Linked DNA regions of Homo sapiens: region 1 is linked to region 2. Evidence: chromatin loops called from intact Hi-C (ENCODE). Cell type or tissue: heart left ventricle. All regions are shown on one strand. Links, peaks and the distances in the headings refer to the core of each region. The heading gives the core; the rest is flanking DNA.

Region 1 (9,282 bases), core at 581-8,580, 64 kb after region 2:
CATTTTAGAGATGGAGGACTGAGATCAGGAAGGGGAACGGGCTTACCCTGGGTTCTGCAGGCCACAAACCACAGCTCCCTGTGAACTTGAACCTGAGGATACCTGCTCTGTCTTACCCCACCCCACCATTTGTGTCAGGTGCCCCAGAACAAGGCCCGTGCCACCAGGAAGAGCAAGACCTACACCAAGCAAGCAATAGGAGAATGTGTCCCCTGCCCAGGTGCTAGGGTCCTAGAGGCCAAAACACAGCATGGCAGCCCCCGTTTGCAGCATCAGCGGCTTCATCTGCCATGACCCCCTCCAAGTTCCATCCCATGGGCGGGCTGCTCCGGCCAGCTCTGTATCCTTAGTTCCTAGTACCGGCTCCGGCACAGAGCAGGGATTCAGTGGTTATTGAAATAACTAATTAACATTTCTTGGCCGACTCTGCAGTGGGGAGGGCCTTTTTGCATAGAGTCTCTAGACTCCCAAACCAGGGCTGTGAGCCCCAGGAAGTAAAAGCTCAGAGCTTTCTAAGTGAGTTAGCAGATTCAAAGCTTGGACTGGGGTGGCCATATACAGACACTTCCATAGAGTTTCAAAGAGCAGCCTGGGGTGGTCACTTTCTTCTGCAGTGAGTTGGGACAGTGGCAGGGCTCTGCAGAAGTTGAAGCCGGTGTGTACCCAGCACAGTCTTGGGGTATCTGGGGATGATGAAAGCTAAGCAGCTTCTGGCAGGGGCAAGGGGCTAGTCTTACTCTGAAGTGCTCTGGAATTCCTGGGACCACATCTTTCCCTGACTTCTCTCTCTCTCTTTCTCTTTTTTTCTTTTTGAAATGGAGTCTTGCTCTGTTGCCCAGGCTGGAGTGCAGTGATGTGATCTCGGCTCACTGCAATCTTCACCTCCCAGATTCAAGCAATTCTTGTGCCTCAGCCTCCCAAGTAGCTGGGATTAGAGGCACATGCCACCATGCCCAGCTACTTTTTTGTATTTTTAGTAGAGACGAGGTTTCACCATGTTGGCCAGGCTGGTCTCAAACTCCTGACCTCAAGTTATCCCCCTGCCTCCACCTCCCAAAGTGCTGGGATTACAGGTGTGAGCCACTGTGCCTGGCCTCTTCTCTTCCCTTCTCTTCTTTTCTTTTTCTTTCTTTCCTTTCCTTTTCTTTTCTTTCTTCTCCCCCTCTTTCTGTCTCTCTCTCTCTCTCTGTCTCTCTCTTTCACGGGGTCTTGCTCTGTCACCCAGCTGGGAGTGCAGTGGCACAATTATCACGGCTCATTGCAGCCTCAACCTCCTGGGCTCAAGCGATCCTCCCACTTCAGCCTCTTGAGTAGCTGGGATCACAGGCACACAGCACCATGCCCAGCTAATTTTTAATTTTTTTTTTTTTTTTGTAGAGATGGAGTCTTCCTATGTTGCCCAGGCTGGTCTTGACCTCCTGGGCTCAAATGATCCTCCCACCTCAGCCTCCCAAAGTGCTGAATTACATGCTCGTGATGGGGTCTTGGGAGCATAAACCCATGAGGTGCATTGGTCTTCACGCAATGGAAGCAGTAAAGGAAGACAGCGGAAATCTCACTGTGGTGTGGGCTGTAGGGGAGCAGCCTGTCTCTGGCACCTGGCTGCATCCCAGGCTGTTGCTGCATCCCCCCTGGGGCCTGTCTAAAGACTTGGGCTCTGCTTGGGGGTACTGTATTCCAAAAATAGGAGGTGGGTCCCTGCTGAACCTCGCTGGTCCTAGCCCTGGGAGCTGCTGCCAACCTGTCTGAACAGTGTGGAGTTTGCCTGTGTGGTTGGGCTGTACAGTTCTCTGTGTAACTGATGGGCTCATCTGTTCCATGGGCTGCCCTGCGCCATGGTGCAGGACACAGTGGAAAGTGAAGTGGGCTTCATCTGTAGCCCTGAACTTACTAGAGTGTGACCTTAGTCTCTCTATGCCTCTGCTTACACATCCATAAAATGGGGATATTAGAAATCATATCTGAGGCTGGGCACGTGGCTCTTGCCCGTAATCCCAGCACTTTGGGAGGCTGAGACGGGCAGATTGCTTGAGGCCAGGAGTTCAAGATCAGCCTGGCCAACATGGTGAAACCCCACCTCTACTAAAAATGCAAAAAATCAGCTGGGTGTGGTGGCGCACGCCTGTAGTCCCAGCTACTAGGGAGGCTGTGGCATGAGAATTGCCTGAATCCAGGAGGCAGAGGTTGCAGTGAGCCAAGATCGTGCCACTGCACTCCAGCCTGGGTGACAGAGCAAGACTCTGTCTCAAAAAAAAAAAAAAAAAAAGAAATCATATCTGATAGGGCTATGAGGATTCAATCAATCAGTCCATCAATCAGTAATCAGAAAGTGCTTAGAGCAGTGCTGTCATGTGTCAGATAAGTGTTTGTTATGTATGAAATATGTGGATCAGTGATTGGGGCCCAGTTCCTGAGTACCCGGGTGCTGACCCCTGGGCCTGTGGGCCACCTAGATCTTACCACTCTCTAGATCCCAGTTTCTCCTGTACTGAACAGCACCATCATTTATGTACCTCTGAGAAGCACTGGGATGTGGTGAACAGAGCACTGGACTGGGAGTTAGCAATCCCAGCCCTGCCACTCAGTTGCTGTGTTTCCTTGGGAAAGTTACTTTCCCTCTCTGGGCCTCAGTTTCACTGACTGTAAATGGGAAACAACAGTGAAAGATCTCCAAGGGCCCTCTGGCTTAGAAAGCCTGGCTGCCAGTGACTCCCCTATCCTGCCCTAGGCTATACACTGGGAGGCCCCCCAGCCCTGTTGATTTGTGTCTGGAGCTATGGGAGGCAGAGGGCAGTGGCTGCCCCAGGGCTCCTCCAGCCATGGGATGCTCTCCTATCCTGGCCTGGCAGGCTCTGGGCCTTGGGGCACTGAGCTGCTCTACCCTTTCCTCACCATGCTATGGTCCAGAGCATTGATGAATGTATTCTGGACTCGTTCTGGACTCAGCACACTGGGTTGGCAGAGCTGCTTTGCCCATCACAGCATAGGGCGTAATTTTGGAGTCATTAGTCTCACTCCATGGCTAATGTCTGCCTCCCTCACTGGACTGTCAGCTTTGTGAATGCAGGGCCCTGCCTATTGGTTCTCTGCCAATCCCCAGGGCCTAACACAGAGCCTGGCACAGAGTCTATGCTCTGTAACTGTTTGTTGATTGAAAGAAGGTGACAACTCAGCTGAAGCTCGAGGGCACCTCTGACGTGAAGGAATCCTATATTCAGGCTCCCCACCCTAAGAAATCTTATCCCACACACCAGAAATTCCATCCTAGAAACCAGCCAGCCTCATTGGTGATTGTTTAGCTCCATCAGAATTGGCCATCTCTTGAGACTCACCTCCTTAGCTTCCCAGGCCAAGGGTGAATCCTGCTTTTCAGGAGCCAGCAGGATGACAGCCTTCCAGTCTAGAAGGTTCCTAGGCCCTGCAAGGACTGCCTTGGTTCTGCCCCCAGGGACAAGATGAAACACTGGTTGGAGTTTGTAAGTGACCAACTCAGAGGAGGGCTATTCTGAGTCGACCCGATAAAGAATGTTTTCTTGTAGCAGTGTGCATGTATATGCTTGTGTATGTGAGAGAGTCAGGAATACAGAGTCAGAGATAGACAGGGGCAGGGATACAGGCAGAAACATCCCGAGACCCTGGGGGGTCTCTACCATAGGGAGAGAAAGAGACAGAGACACCGTGCTTCAGCCTAGGTGGCCAAGGTGGGTGGGGTGGGCATGGGAAAATAGAGGCTCCTTCTGTCCATTTTTTCTGTGCCATCATCCCAGGATGCCTGCTGCTCTGGTGGGAGCCAGCCACAAGTTGGGCATTCCCAACTTGGGCCTCAGGGACAGCCCAGGGTGCATTTGTCAACATCATGACAAACTGCAGCACCAGAGAACAGCTCTGTGCTGGCACAGCAGCATCTTGCAGTTGTCTGGCTGTATGGTGGTTAAGAGCGGGCATGGTGAGTAGGAGCAACTAGTTTTCAGTCCTGGCTATACAGACAACTGGCTATGTGACTGTGGGCAACTTCCTTTGCCATTCTGTACTTTGGACTCTTCATCTGTAACTGGGGTAATCATAGTCCTCCCCTCCTCACAAGCTGCTGGTGAGGATTCAGTGAATTAATGCAGGCAGAGCTCTGGGAACAGGGCCTGGCACGGAGTTCATGCTCAAGAAAGGGTAGCCAAGAGCCAGCTCAGAGAATCCTCTATTCATCCCACAGGTGGGCAGGTTAAGGTTAGCAGCCTCCTTTTACAGATGAAGAAACCGAGGCTCAGAGAGGGGAAGGAACTTGCTCAGTGACACCCAATTAACCAGTGCTGGAGCTGGAACTGGAGCTGGGGACCCTCTCCTCCCAGTCCAGGGCTTGTTCCACTGCCCCCGCAGTTCCTCCTTGGGGATGTCTCTGTCATTCAGGGCTGTAACTCTCATTATAGCCAATATTACTGTAACAGGATGTTACAGTCCAAACTGCCCTCCCAGCTGGCTGTCTCCGGGGGAGGAAGCCCCAGGTTCTCTTTCCACATAGGATTCTGCAGAGTTTAGCATTCAAAGATTCAGCTGTGTGCTGGGAAGGGACTGAAGCTGCCACCCCCCACCCTGGGGGCAGTCGCATTCTGGAAGTCAGCGTGTGCTGGCTGCAGGAGCCTGGGTTCAGTTGCAGCCTCCCACTGGGACAGGAACAGCGTCGGGGTGGGGGTGTGACAGGGAAGCCTCGGTGCCTCGGTGATTGGCTTGGTCTTGCAGGGAGCGGCTGCCAGCAGGCCGGCTGGAGGCGGCTTTGCGCTGCCCCAGCCTGGGAGCCCTCAGGATGTGTGTGGGGTGGAGCCTGCTAGGGATCCCAGTGCCAGGGGGTGCCGTTGTGAGGGATGGACGCCTCTCCCCCGGAGCAGCACTTTGGGGCCAGCTTGGGCCCTGGGGATGAGCCACAGGGGACCCACAGCCTATGCGTGTGAGCATGTAACCCGGGAGCCAGCTGGGCCCCTCGCGGGGTGGGCAGAAGGACGGGCTGGCCCAGGACCCTCTTCTTTGAGACATCCCGGACTCCATCTCGGATGAAAGTGCTTTGAGAAACCACAGAGTTTTCTGTTTAATGGAAGAAAGAAATCCAGCCTCTCTCCAGAGTGGCGGTGGCCGGCTAGACAGGGTGTGTGTTTGGGAAAGGCGCTGGAGGAGGAGGAAGAGGAGGAGGACAAGTAGGAGGAGGAGGAAGAGGAGGAGGGACGGGTGATGCAAGGGTTTTGAAAGCGCTACCTAGATGTGGGAGGTGGAACCTGGTCATTTGGTTCTGCTTTTCCTAGCAGGTATCGCTCCCCTGGGGAACTTGGGTAAGTCCATAAATAGCTCTGCTGACACAAAGGAGCTCTGTCTGGGGAAGGCAGCCGCTTGACACGGCCGCCAGGAGCTGCCACAGCCACGGCCGCCCGCCTGCGGGAGGAGCCGGGTGGAAACCTGGGCGGGCGAGCTGGCAGGAGCGGCAGCCAGGAGTCGCCTGGGTCCCTGCTGGAGTATGCTGGGTAGGTACCTTGGTGACAGGACTGTGTGTGTGGTGGGCGGGCATCCAAGCCACCCTGTGCCCCTGTTTCTATTGTTTCTTCCCCAGGGCAGCCATTGATAGGCATGTTGCAACCAAACCATTTGTGCTCTGTTCTGAGATAGCTCTGTGTGTGTGTGTGTGTGTGTGTGTGTGTGTGTGTGTGTGTCTGTCTGTCTGTCTGTCTCAGGGGCTGGGAGCCCTGCAAGTTTTGGGGGATGCTTCCTCTGTTGGCTGCTCCCCACTTCTAGGCTGGACAGCCAGCTTTTCTTTCTCAGAGAAACAAGAAATGTTTGGTGGCCAAAAAGTCGGGACACTGCATGGGAGGGGAGCGCTCAGCCAGCAGGGTTGGCTATTGTATCAGGGGTGCTGGCCGCACACCAGGCACCAGGGATGGAAGCTCGTGTCTAGTTTCACTGGCAGGGGAAGAGGTGGTCTCTGGAACTAGTCTCAGCGGGTTGCCTTTGGTCCCTGAGACGGCCTCTGCTGAAACGTCCACTGGAAGCACAAGCAAAGATGCTTTGCCTCTGACCTCCAACCCCATGGGAGAGGGCCTGCACCTGCTCCCTTGGCTCCAGCTGAGACCCATCAGGCAGGGGGTGGTGGTAGAGACAGGCTCACACCACAGAGCTGGCCACTGTGAGCAGACAGAGGCTAATTCTTTTCCCAGCCTGGAGGGTCCACATCTCTATTCTTGTTCCCAGGTGTCCAGGAAGAACCCTTGAACCCTAGGACTCAGGGCAGGAGGATAAATCTGGACCCAGAAAGGGGAGGAGCCTTGTCCAAGTTTGAGCAGCAGGTCTGTGGCTGAGCAGGGACCAGGATAGAGAACTTCTGCCTCCTAGAACAGCAAGAACAGGACATGTGGGAAACCATTTCCCTGACCTGAACTAAGTATTATAATTCAGCTTCAAATCTGACCTTCCTGACCTGAGAGGCTTGGTACACCAGGCCCCACAGCGATGCTTGAAAACTTTCCACATCCTGCTGCCCTCAGGCCTTCTGGCTGGGTGGCTATCTGGCGTCCTCTCCCAGTGCTAGAGTGGGTACATCTCCTCAAGGGAAGGAGCCGCAGAGGCTGCCCTGCTGGTGCCTGTGGGATCCCAGCCAGGGCACTGCAGGCATAGTCAAAGTTTCCACCAAGGCCCCTTGAGTCCTCTGTGCCCAGCCAAGGGGCACCTCCCCTCTTCCCCAGCCCTAGCACATGGTGTGGCTTAGCCTAGGGCAGGCCCTTCAGGGAGCCGAGTTCCACAACAGGGCTCACTGCAAGCCCAGACTGGCTTCTGAGAAGCAGGCAGATTGTGAGGATGAGGCAGTTGAGGCAAGTGACCACTCCTCGTGAGAAGTCTCCAGGGCTTTGAGCCAGAAATTGTTGATGGGACTTCTGATTATAAGTATGTGGTATCAGTGAAATCATTGCACTTCCAGGCTTCCTTGCCTTTGCAAATGCTGTTCCAGCTGCCTGGAAACCCCTCCCCTCCCCTCCCCTCCCCTCCCCCTCCATGTCTTATTTTATCCAAACTTCCACAACTAGAGCAAATACTCCAGCCAGAATGAGTCTGTCCATTGGTGGTGGCACCCATGGATATTGCTTTGTGTCCTATGTATGCAGAATCTGGGCCTTATTCATTCCTTAGTCGCAAGGACCTGGCCAGGGGCCTGGGGCATGGTTGGAGAGGGGCGTTGCATTGTCCTGGCTAGGGCAGGTTTTCTTTGAGGACAAACAGTGACATGCAAGTCAGCTGTGTCCGCCCATCTCCTAGCTCTGTGCCTGGCATAGAGGGCCTGTCGGGGAGCCCCTTTAGGAGAGGCCTAGGCTCTGAATGTCAAAGTTGCATCCATAGGGCCAAGGGATGGGGCTGGGTTTGATAGGAGGTGAGGCGGGGAGAATTTTGGCTTCATCCTGGCGGAGACCATAGGGAGAATCCACTCAGGGGTCATGCTGGGCTAGGTGGAATTCACAGCATAGCCTGGGCCATGGAGGGTGGAGGGGATAGCCCTGGCTTGTTGAAATGCAATGCTGAAGGACCTTTGCACAGACTACAGGGGATTGGAGCTCAGCTCCCTGGACCCTCTTGGGATGGTGCCAACCAGAGTAGGTCTGGGGTTATTGATCCTCAAGCCAGTGGTCTGTGTGGCTCCCTCAGAAGAGGCACAGCTGAAGAGAGAGTGCCTATCCCCAGCTGGGTCCCTGGGGGCCTTGAGAGCTGCTTCCCATTGGCCTCTTAAGGCCCTGGAGATGGCAGTCTCTTTGCCTTCTATTAGGTTGGTGTAAAAGCAACTGCGGTTTTTGCCATTAAGAGTAATGTAAAACCGCAATTACTTTTGCACCAAACTATAGATAGATAGATAGAGAACTGAGGCAGGAGAGGAAGGACACTTGCCTGAGGTGACATGCGACTCAGCAGGAAATCAGGGACAAGAACTCAGGTTCCCCTGCCCAGGCCTCTCTGTACTGCACCAACTGGATGTCTCAGAGTATCCAGGTTTCATCTTGGGGCTCTCTTTCTGGACTCACCAGTGACATGTCCCTTTTGGACCTTCGGGCTCACTGACTAGAGCCCTGCTATCCTCTGGGAAAAGCAGCATGTGCAATAGACAAAGCCCCTTGGTCGGTGGGCTGGAGACTGCGGCACCTTCTCGTCCCTTCTTACTGATGATTTCAGGCAAATATGCCTTGTTTCTCACCTCAGTTTCTCCTTTGTAGCAACTAGGGACTGGACCAAGTACTGCCAGGTGCCTTCCAAATATCCAGTTCTCTGATTCTTTGCAGGCCGTCTCCTCTTCCTGGCTTCCAAAAGTCAATGGTCAGGGCCAGGGCTTGGTGCAGCAGAGAAGCAGCCCCCAGCCTGTTCCCCAGGCGCCTCTGGGCAGGAGCCTTCGCATGCAAGCTGCAGCCCAAGCCGAAGCTGGGAGGTTTGTTGTTGTTTGTGGAGCCAGGCAGTTTCCAAGATGTCATTGCTTAGGGAAAACCATCATTCCTCCCAGGAATAAACAAGGCTGCTTATGGCTCAGCCCCCTAAGCCTGGAGAAGCTGGAGCCACTCACAGCAGACCAGCCAGGCTCAGCCTCAGGGAGTGCTGCCTGCCCCTGCACAACCAGCTGTACCCTGGCTTCCAGGATTGGAGTGGGGATGGGGGCAGGATGGTGGGAGGTGTGCTAGAGCCATAAGCCTCTTGGGAGATCAGAGCTTCCGGGCACAGATGAGAGGGAAGAGGGTCCCAGGACATGCTCTTCCTTCTGGCAGTGGGCCTAAGTCATCACTCGAGATGTGTGGATAGCTGCCAGGTATGCTCCAGATGGCCCAGGGCTTCTCCCCTCTCCCTGCCCTCCATGGGCCAGCCCGCTTGCACCTGGTACCGTGGCTCAGGCTGCTGCCGGAGAACTGTCAGCGGCTCCCAACTTAGAAAGGGGGGTGTGTATTTGGAACTGGGCATGCTTTTCGCCACATAGCCAGGGCTCTCTGTGGTGTCCTCAGTTACCTCTTACTGGGGTTAGCCTTGGGCAAATAGCAGAGCTCGGGGACTCAGGGAAGGGTGGCAGAGGGTAAGGGAACAAGGAGAGAGGCAGAGAAAGGTCTTGGCAGTGCCTCTGGGGACCACATGGCTGGCAGGAACCTTGACAGCAGGCCGAAGGCAGCCAGGAGAAGGACTGTGGAATGGGAGGTGGCATGGCTATGCCACCCCTCAAGTCAAGGGTTGGAAGCAATGTTCAGCCAGGCCATGAAATCTTCACTTCTCAGACCTCACTTCCTGCAGTTCCCA
Region 2 (9,282 bases), core at 598-8,597:
CTCCCAGACAGAGTGGACTCATTGGCTGCATGAGCTTTGGGGTGAAGTCTCTCCTGACTCCAGACAAGGTGGGTCCTAGGGATGCTTCTGTCAGGATCATCCCAACTGGGCCGGGGCTGGTACAGGCAGAGTTTCTCTGTCAGCTCTTGGGCAGGGCTTCTCTCTGTGAGATGGTGCCCCACTGAGACAGGTGCCCTGTGGGGTGGCCTGCATAGCAGCACTGTGTTTATTACCTGCCTAGCTGAGAGTTTGGGTCCCCTTCTTGGTTTGTCTTGCCAGAGAGCAGTTTGTTAGGCAGCCCCAAGTCTTCCCAGGAGGCTCTGAGTCTGGTGTCTGCTGTTGAAGACATTGGCAGATCCCTTGGGGCCCAGAGCACTCCTGGGCCTGCCCCAGAAGATGAGGGCCAGGTGCACCCGTGGTCCGTTCCAGGGGTCCTCTTCATGTGTCTACCAGGCCTGATATTTCTGGGCCTAACAGGTGCTCAAGGATGGAGTGAGCAGCACCATCCTCTGTGGAGCTTTCCTTCAGGCTGGAGGAGGACTCTTTGGGACCCAAGACTCCTAGCTCTGGGTCACTGGTCCCTTATCAATTTCTACGCTGCACTGGACTCCCCAAACTGGAAGGTGGAGGGTGGGGAGCACTCCTTTTGCACATCCCTGGAAATGTCCTGGTGGCTTGTGGCATGGCCTGCCACGCAGATTTTTGTCCTGGGGTGGGTGGCTGAGGACCCTTTATCCTGCATGTGAGTCCTAAAGAGCTTCTCTCTCTCTCTCTCTTTTTTTTTTCTTTTGAGACGGAGTCTCACTCTGTTGCCCAGGCTGGAATGCAGTGTTGTGATCTTGGCTCGCTGCAACCTCCGCCTCCCAGGTTCAAGCAATTCTCCTGCCTCAGCCTCCTGAGTAGCTGGGATTATAGGCATCTGCCACCACGCCTGGCTAATTTTTGTATTTTTAGTAGAGATGGGGTTTCACCATGTTGGCCAGGCTGGTCTCAAACTCCTGACCTCAGGTGATCCACCCGTCTCGGCCTCCCAAAGTGCTGGGATTACAGGTGTGAGCCACCGCGCCCGGTCTAGAGCTTCTCTTGACTGCAGCCTTGGCTTCATTCTCCTAGAAAAGATGTTCCCCCTGGAGACTGCTCAGGAGCCACAGGATGCCTTTTGGTCTCTCCATCCCTCTTTCACTCCTTCACTTCTGTTCTGTCAACAAATATGGCTCCTACTGTATACCAGGCATAGTGTGAGGCACATCAAAGAGCCTGTGCACAACTTAGTGGGGGAGACAGGCAAGTAGATGGTTGTCCTCCAGGGATAAGAGGCTGTGGGAATTTGGCAGAGGGGAGAGCCAGATCTGCCCTGAGCATCACGGAAGGCTTCCTGGAGGTGCAGGCATGGCAGCTCGGGGCCAGGAAGGCTGGAGAGTCTGTCTCTCCTGTGGGTGGGTGTCCAGTGGCTACTTTTGGAGGGGGATTGGTGGCTGCCTGACCTGTGCTTCTGCCTCCTGTGTCTGAGCGTGCCATTCCTTCTCTCGTGACAGGAGATCAGTGGTTGGTACTACCTCCTAGGGGAGCACCTGGGCCGGACCAAGCACTTGAAGGTGGCCAGGCGGCGACTGCGGCCGCTGAGAGGTACCTGCACACCCCCTTCAGCTTCCCTTCCCAGGACCTGCCCCCTCCCTCCTTTCCTGCATAGCGGCATCAGTACTGGTATTTGGTGGCCCCTGCTACTGAGAATGCTATCAGCCTGCTGGGTGCAGGGACTTCTCAGGAGCACTTGCTAGAGTGCAGGCTGCAGGAAGCCTCTTGCCCATGCCTCCACTGTTTATCTGGTTGGACTTTTACTGTAGAGGCTATGGTCTGACCCCATGTGGTTTAGCTCCCTCCCTTGTGGGGTACTTTATGCTTCCCCAGTGGCCCCTTCCCAGCTCCATGTCTCAGGGATCCCCCAGGCTGCCTTGCTCATCTTGGGATACCCACCTCTACAGACAGGGCGTTTAGGTCCTGCCATGATCCCTAAGGCTCAGAATGTGGATTTCATGACCCTTTTCCATGTTCTGCCTTTCCCACATGCAGCCCTGGCTCCTGAGTCCCTGTCTGGATTGAGCCTCAGGTGTCCCCACATCCTGAGGCCAGGAGTGGCCCTGGGCAGCCCCATGGGCCTGTTTCCCAGTGCTGTCCTCTGGGTGGTCCGAGGAGGGGAGACTTCTCTGCCACCAGAAGTTTTCTGATTCTGCTCTGTCACCTTCCAGACCCGCTGCTGAGAATGCCAGGAGGTGGGGACACTGAGAATGGGAAGAAACTAAAGGTAGGTGGGGACAAGCTAGGGCATTGCTCCAGGAGCTGGATCTGCTCCTTGACAGCCCCTGGGCCCGGGAAACCCCTAAAGGGGCAGCATTTGGTGCTTGAAACTCAGCAAGTCATGTACTCAGAAGGAATAATTTCTTGATTTTCCTGAGGTGTATTACAGGAAATAAATGCTCTTCTCAGGGTATCCATGATCGTGGCAGGGGTGGGGAAATGGCCAGGCCCCCACCTCTGGAAATGGAAGCATCTGGATCTTACTAACTTTGGGCCTCTAGAAACCGAGTCCTCCCCTTCCCACAGACTTCTCGGCCCCCTGCTTCCCCTGGGACTGAGGCCGAATCACCCTCCCAGGTTAGGCCTGCTTGATGTCAGGGGGCAGCTGCGATTCTGAACCTGAGACCAAGGTGTTCTAACTCTATTAGGGCTTCAAGTCTGGAAAGGAGCCTTTTTCATATAAGGAGTTGGGAGAATTCTCCAAAAGTCATTCCATCTCTTTGCAGGGCATGGCAGGGGATCTACGGTTTTCTTTAACAAGTAAGAGAGGGAATTACTTGGCCAGGTGTGGTGGCCCACGCTTGTGATCCCAGCACTTTGGGAGGCCGAGGTGGGCGGATCACCTGAGGTAAGGAGTTCAAGACCAGCCTGGCCAACACGGTGAAACCTTGTCTCTACTAAAAATACAAAAAAATTAACTAGACATGGTGCTGGGCGTCTGTAGTCCCAGCTACTTGGGAGGCTGAGGCAGGAGAATCACTTGAACCCAGGCAGCGGAGGTTGCAGTGAGCTGAGATCATGCCACTGCACTCCAGCCTGGGTGACAGAGCAAGACTCTGTCTCAATTGAAAAAAAAAAAAAAAAAAAAAAGGACCGGGCACGGTGGCTGATGCCTGTAATACCAGCACTTTGAAAGGCTGAGGTGGGCAGATCACTTGAGGTCAAGAGTTCGAGACCAGCCTGGCTAATATGGTGAAACCATGTCTCTACTAAAAATACAAAAATTAGCCAGGCATGGTGGTGTGCACCTGTAGTCCCAGCTACTTGGGAGGCTGAGGCAGAAGAATCGCTTGAACCTGGGAGGTGGAGGTTGCAGTGAGCGGAGATTGTACCGCTGCATTCCAGCCTAGGCAAGAGAACGAGATTCCATCTCAAAAAAAAAAAAAAAAAAAAAGGAGAAACAAACTCCCAGCAATTCATTAGCCCCTGTATACCAGGTGCTGTTACCTAATCTTCACTGCCCGCTCTAAGGCAGCTGTTACTTCCGCATCTCACAGATGAGAGGGACATACATGGTTCAGAGCATTAGGCCCTCTCTGTGGCCACACAGCTGGCAGGTGGTGAAGGCAGGCTCTGAGTGAGGGCTGGCCACCTTTTCAGTGTGCTGTGGCACACTGCCTCCTGTGCATGGCCTAGCTGGGAATATAAGACATTGCTGTAGTTCCTAATAGTATTTTACGTATTACACAATATCGGCGTATTACAATCTACCAAACATTTTCACGTTCACTGACTCAAGTCATTCACTCATTCATCATTCATTAAATATTTCCACCTATGTAGGCTGGGCCCTGTGCTGGGTGCTGGGATGCAGCTCTGGACCTGTCTAAGGCCCTGCCCCATGGAGCAGTCTAGAGCTGTGCTGGCCAGTGTGGTGACCACCTGCTACCTGTGGCTATTGAGCACTTAGTGGCTAGTGTGACTGGGGAACTGAGTGTCAACTTTAGTTTTAAGTAATTTCAGTTTACCTGGCACATGTGTCTAGCTGCGACTGGGTTAGACAGAGAAACTTGCCAGGAGTAACTTGTCAGGTTTGTTTTCTGTGGTTTCATTAGTTGAAAAGCTTTCCTCTGGCTTCTGTGGGGAACTGCAAAGACCTTTCCTCCTCTCTTTCTACTTGCCAAGCACAGAGAGGATGGTGATCAGGGGGCCTCCCTCGTGATTCATGGAAATTACATGGGCATCAACACCGTAAGTTTGCTTCCTCCAACATCACAGGTTTCTTGGTGGCTTGTAAAGTCCTCCTGCGTGCTGGATTCTGCACACAGGCCCTGAGCCCCTTGTTCTGAGGTGCACTGGATTTTCCTGAACTTATGTGCTCAGAGATGTCTGTGGGACTCAGCAAAGAGGGTGTGCTTCTCAGAGGCTTGGTTGGGGCCGGGGGAGAGCCCCCAGAGGCCATCTCTTCAGCTCCTGTGCTGTGCAGGTGGGGAGATGGAGGCCCAGAAACCTGGGTGACCTGCCCACAGTCACACAGCAACCAAAGCTGGGTTGAACCAAGGAACCCTCTGTCATCAAGGACTTGAGTGTGTGGCTGGGCTTCCCCAGGGGCTCTGAGATGGGCAAAAGCAGCTGGGCTCACCATGCGCTGCTCTGCAGGATGCTATCCTGGGACTGCCAGGCAAGAAATAGGACCCAGGTTCTGGTCCTAGCCCCACACTGCCCTGCTGTTTGACCATAACCTCTCCAGGCCTCAGTTTGTTTGTCAGTAAGATGAGGACGCTGGGTTGTCTGATGACCTGGAAATCCCTTCCACATTTGACTTTATGGTCCATGTGTATCACCAGATCCTGACAGCAAACCACTTCCATGGACAAAGGACAAATAAATTGACTTTTTTTTTTTTTTTTTTGAGACAGACTCTTTCTCTGTCACCCAGGCTGGAGTACCGTGGCATGATCTCAGCTCACTGCAACCTCTGCCTCCTGGGTTCAAGTGATTCTCCTGCCTTAGCCTCCCAAGTAGCTAGGACTACAGGCGCCTGCCACCACGCCCAGCTAATTTTTGTATTTTTTAAGTAGAGACAAGGTTTTACCATGTTGACCAGGCTGGTCTTGAACTCCTGACCCCAAGTGATCCATCTGCCTTGGCCTCCCAAAGTGTTGAGATTATAGGCATGAGCCACCACGCCTGGCCGAAACTGACTTTTAAGTAGTTTCCAAGTGGCAGGCAGGTCTTCAGACTCCAAATGTTTTATGTTCCCTGTCATGAGATGGGATGTCTGTGAGTGCAAACCCCCCCAAGGTATCCTTGGATTCTTTAGGCTGGGGCAGTCTCCTGGATTTCTAGCAGGGTCCCTGGGACTTGCAGGGGGAGGAGGTGTTGTTATAGAGCAGCCACGTTTTCTGCCTGGGTTCTCCTCCAGTGAGGGGTGTTTGTGAGAACATTGGAATCACAAAGTGGCCCATGGCGGAGAATGCAGCCAGAACAAAGGCGCCCTCTCCCCGCCGGGCCCGGGGAATACTAACTAGTTGACAGGAATTTTAATATAAAACTCTCCCTCTTCCTTGTCATTCTGAGGTTTCAGGAAGCCTTCGGGCTTATCGTGCAGAGGCACACAGCACAGACAGGGCTTGGGGAGGTGAGAGGTGATTTCCTGCCATTCTTCTGTGGGGCGGGCTTCCCAGGGTGCTCATGCCAGGCTGACGGGTCCAGTGCGGGCTCCCGCTGCTGGGGGAGAGCTGGGTTTTCATGGGGCGGCAGCCGAGGCAGGACCCGCAGCCATGAACCGCTTCAATGGGCTCTGCAAGGTGTGCTCGGAGCGCCGCTACCGCCAGGTGGGTGCTTGGCCTCTTGTGGGGAGCCTGTGGGGTGTTCAGGGATAGGGGTAGAGGGACCATCTGAGAAGGATCTCGCTCCTCACAAGGTCTTCTTTGACCTTTCCTGCTCCCTGCAGGCTCACTTGGATATGGGGAGGAGGATAGAGACAGGAGCTGGACCCAAGGCCCCTTTAGGGCCCAGCTCTGTATGGAGTCCTAACCACTGGCTGGGTGGTGTTTTTGGTGAGATAATCCAGCTAGCTTTCTGTTCTTTTTATCTGGGGAGGGGCTGTGGGTGTGAGATTGAAAATGCCATGGTTGCTGAGCAGCTGGGAGCAGAGTTTGTATTTTTGCTAACTTTTCCTGCTTCTGACAGGACAGCAGTGCCCATTCTGCCCCCTGTGCGTGTATGTTGGCACGTGCTCATATGTGAGATCGGGTGTTTTCGTGTATATGTACATATGTATAACTTTCCTCTCCCCTACTGCTGATGCCTCACTATGGCTCAGGATTCCTTTGGCTTTGGAATCCAACTTTACAGTGAGGGTTTGGCCTCTTAGCCTCCGGTCTTAGAAAGGGGGAAGACTGGGCCATTATGATCCCATTAGCTCCCCTGAGCCTCTTCTAGAACTGTGATGGGCCATTTTTTCTCATAAAATAGGAATGGGGTTAGGGATGGTGAAGGCAAGTGATATCTAATCTGGAAGGGAGTTCTGAAATTGTCCTGATTTTAAAAAATCACATAGAGAAGCCCCTCTATTTGTTTTAATGACCAGATTGGACTGTGGGTCTTGACTCCTCTGACTGGCAGTGCTTAGGTCCCAGGGAGATGCCCAGAGGGGTCCCTGCCCCCCCACCTGCCTGCTAGGGGATCCAGTGTTTTCTCTCTAGCCCTCCCCCGCTCTCAGGTTCTGCCCTTCAGGCCCCACTCTGTGTTTCCTGCCCTCATGGGGCTGGGAAAAGCAGCCCCTGCGACACTAGCGTCTGGATGGCAGAGTGGTGAGACAGAGAGAGCACTGGTTGGGACATCTAGTAGTCCTTGGTCACCCTGGGGCTATGGGCTAGAAGACTGGGCATGCTGGCTGTCAGAGTGGGGCCAGGAGCAATTGTGGGCTGGACCTAGGGCTCAGGGACTCAGAGTTCAAGATGGTTTCTGTGTTAGAAACCAGTGCAGAATTGAGAGCAGCAAGCTTTTTGTCAGGTCTGAGCTCAAATCTAGCTCTGTTCCTCTTTAGCTGTGGCTTTTGAGCAAGTCACTGTTCCTCTCTGAGCCTTTATCTCCTAGTCAGTAAAATAGGATAATGAAATCCAGCGATGGTGCCATGGGAGTGAATAGGATGATGTGTGTGAAGAGCCTGGCTCAGTGTCTGCTGTGCATATTTATCTAGGAGGTGTTTAATACATGGCAGAATTTGGGGATTACAGTCTAGGCAGGACAGAGGAACAGAAACTAGACAGGAGAGCAGAGGTAAGGGGCTGGCATGGGTGAGACCTGGGAGCAGTGGCTGTTCCTGCCCTGGACAGGAAAGAGCGAGAACCACCCGCAGGAAGGACAGGCTCTGTCAGAAGCCGCCAAGGCCTCGGGGCAGGGCTGCTCCTTTCACCTCCAGGTCAGAGCAGGGCTGAGAGCCGGAGGGTGGAGGGGGTGGCACTTCGAGTCTTATCTCCTTGTCTGTAAAATGGGCATACTCATTCCCCTAGGGGCTGCAGGGATGGTCAGGTTCTTTGGACACTACCCTCTCAATGTGGTCAGTGATCATGGTGGACAGAGTGTAATTCTGCTTCCTCCGAGCTAGGAGGTGAGCTTGCCTCCCGGCACCCTCTCCTCTTCCCCTCCTTCACACTCCCATCTGGCTTGGACTGTGGTCTGGGCTGGCACTTCTTAAGCTGGTGCCCAGGAGGGTGAGGGGCCCCCAGCCCACAGTCCTGCTTGGATGTGGGGTCTGGGTGTGGGAGGAGGAGGCTGTTTTCTTGGAGCACACTCCTCCCCAGACCCCACTCTCCAGTTACTGCCCCATAACTGGCCATCCAGAGCCCAGGGTGCTGGGATGGGTTTTCTATGCAGGGGGCTTTGGCCCTGGATGGGGTAGGGGTGGGGAAGTGCTGGATAGGCTTTGGGACCCCAGCTTGTGCTTGGGTTGAGGGTTGGCTTGTGAGGCCCCTAAAAAATCCCCGCTGGTTCCATGGAGGGGGCCAGGCTCCTGGCGTCTTCCCTGGCCTCAGGCGGGCCCGGCAACTAGTGGCTGCTCCTTTCCCCCAGCTTTCCACACTCGTACCCGCGTTTGTTTTTCTTTCTTTCTTTCCATTTTTTTCTCTTCCTGTCTTAGCTGCGTGTTTTCCCAGAATTCTTATGGGAACGGGGTATTTTCCTGCCTCCTCCCCCTTCCCCTTGTCTGTCAGGTTTCCTGTTTTACAAACTTGCTTTGAATCCAGGCCCGGGGCTGGTGGGAAGCAGAGCCTCAGAGGTCCCTGCAGCTTCCAAGGCCCTTGGTCACTCTGAGCCCCCTCCCACTCACCTTCCTTATGCCTGGCCCTGGGATGGTGGGTAGGTGAATGAGTGCAGGTGCCTAGTCTTGCAGGGACAACCCTCAAAGGAAGGAGACAGAAGTCTCCTGACAAGGCTTGTGCCCTTGACCTTTTCCAAGCTTGCTGAGCTGGCCTTTGTCTCAACTCACTTGGGACACCCTTCCCTGTGCCTCACCAGGGCCCACCCCAAGTCCCAGTTTCTCTAGGGGGTCTCTCGGGACCCCTTGAATCCCTTTTCTGATTTGTGCTGCCTTTAGCAGCCGGAATGGGCTGGCAGACCACCCTACATCCTCCTGTGTGTGGGACACTGCCAGGCTGTCCTCCCTGCATTAGCCTCTGCTGAGTTCCTACCATGTGCCAAGCATGGCGTCCATAGTCGGAGCATAAAGGACTGAGAATGGCCCAGTCCTCCTGCTTTTCTTTAGTGCCCGCTGTGCCCTGCTTCACTCTGGAGAGGTTTGTGTACCCTCGTGCTCCTCTGGGAACCAGAGACCAAGGCTGCATGCCTCTGTATGTCCACAGAGCCTGGCATGCTGTAGGAGCTCAATAATTGTGTGCCAGTTTGAAAAGAGCATCCAGATGGCAAGGCCCTCTCATGGACTTCTGAAAGTAGGAGTTGTGGACCTGTCAAGCACATGGGCCTCAGCAGGCACATGAGTCAGTGGCTAGTTCAGGTTCAGCCAGGAAGCCTATCTGTGACCTTACCTGGGAGTCCTCATGGGATGCCTTGGGGCCCTGGCCACAGATTGGCCCCCAGAACCTCAGCTCTCTTCCTCTGACCCTTGGCCTGAGATGGAGTGAGTGTGTCCCAGTGTTTCCTCCCCTGTGCTCTGGGAGGGCAGTGACCAGGCTGGCCTTGACTTTGGGCCCTTAGCACAGGGCCCGCCCCAGGCTAACGCTCTGTGAACCTCTGTGAGAAAGG

The links. Peaks named below come from ENCODE experiments on the same cell type or tissue, not always from the same donor. Only the 100,000 strongest peaks of a DNase experiment are listed, where the experiment ranks them.
Region 1: a loop joins it to region 2, with 2.5 times the contacts of the local background. A loop is called at or near these places in 17 of 110 quality-filtered maps.

Annotation. Positions count from the first base shown.
Region 1 is chr9:113,560,230-113,569,511 of GRCh38, forward strand. The region is part of intron 17 of RGS3 (regulator of G protein signaling 3); the gene reads left to right. Among named protein-coding and RNA genes, the nearest start is that of RGS3, 100 kb to the left of the region's middle. RefSeq lists enhancers at 4,231-4,952, 4,953-5,673, 5,100-5,394 and a silencer at 5,377-5,456. In heart left ventricle, for the core only: a CTCF peak has its summit at 5,398; DNase peaks (open chromatin) are centred at 4,832, 5,470 and 6,702; H3K4me3 peaks cover 3,370 bases; H3K27ac peaks cover 5,917 bases.
Region 2 is chr9:113,495,779-113,505,060 of GRCh38, forward strand. It overlaps RGS3 (regulator of G protein signaling 3), which reads left to right. Exons shown (of 23, transcript NM_001394167.1): 6 at 8-68; 7 at 1,536-1,626; 8 at 2,247-2,302. Among named protein-coding and RNA genes, the nearest start is that of RGS3, 37 kb to the left of the region's middle. RefSeq lists enhancers at 7,546-8,188, 8,189-8,829. In heart left ventricle, for the core only: a CTCF peak has its summit at 5,539; DNase peaks (open chromatin) are centred at 5,727 and 7,431; H3K4me3 peaks cover 3,589 bases; H3K27ac peaks cover 4,300 bases.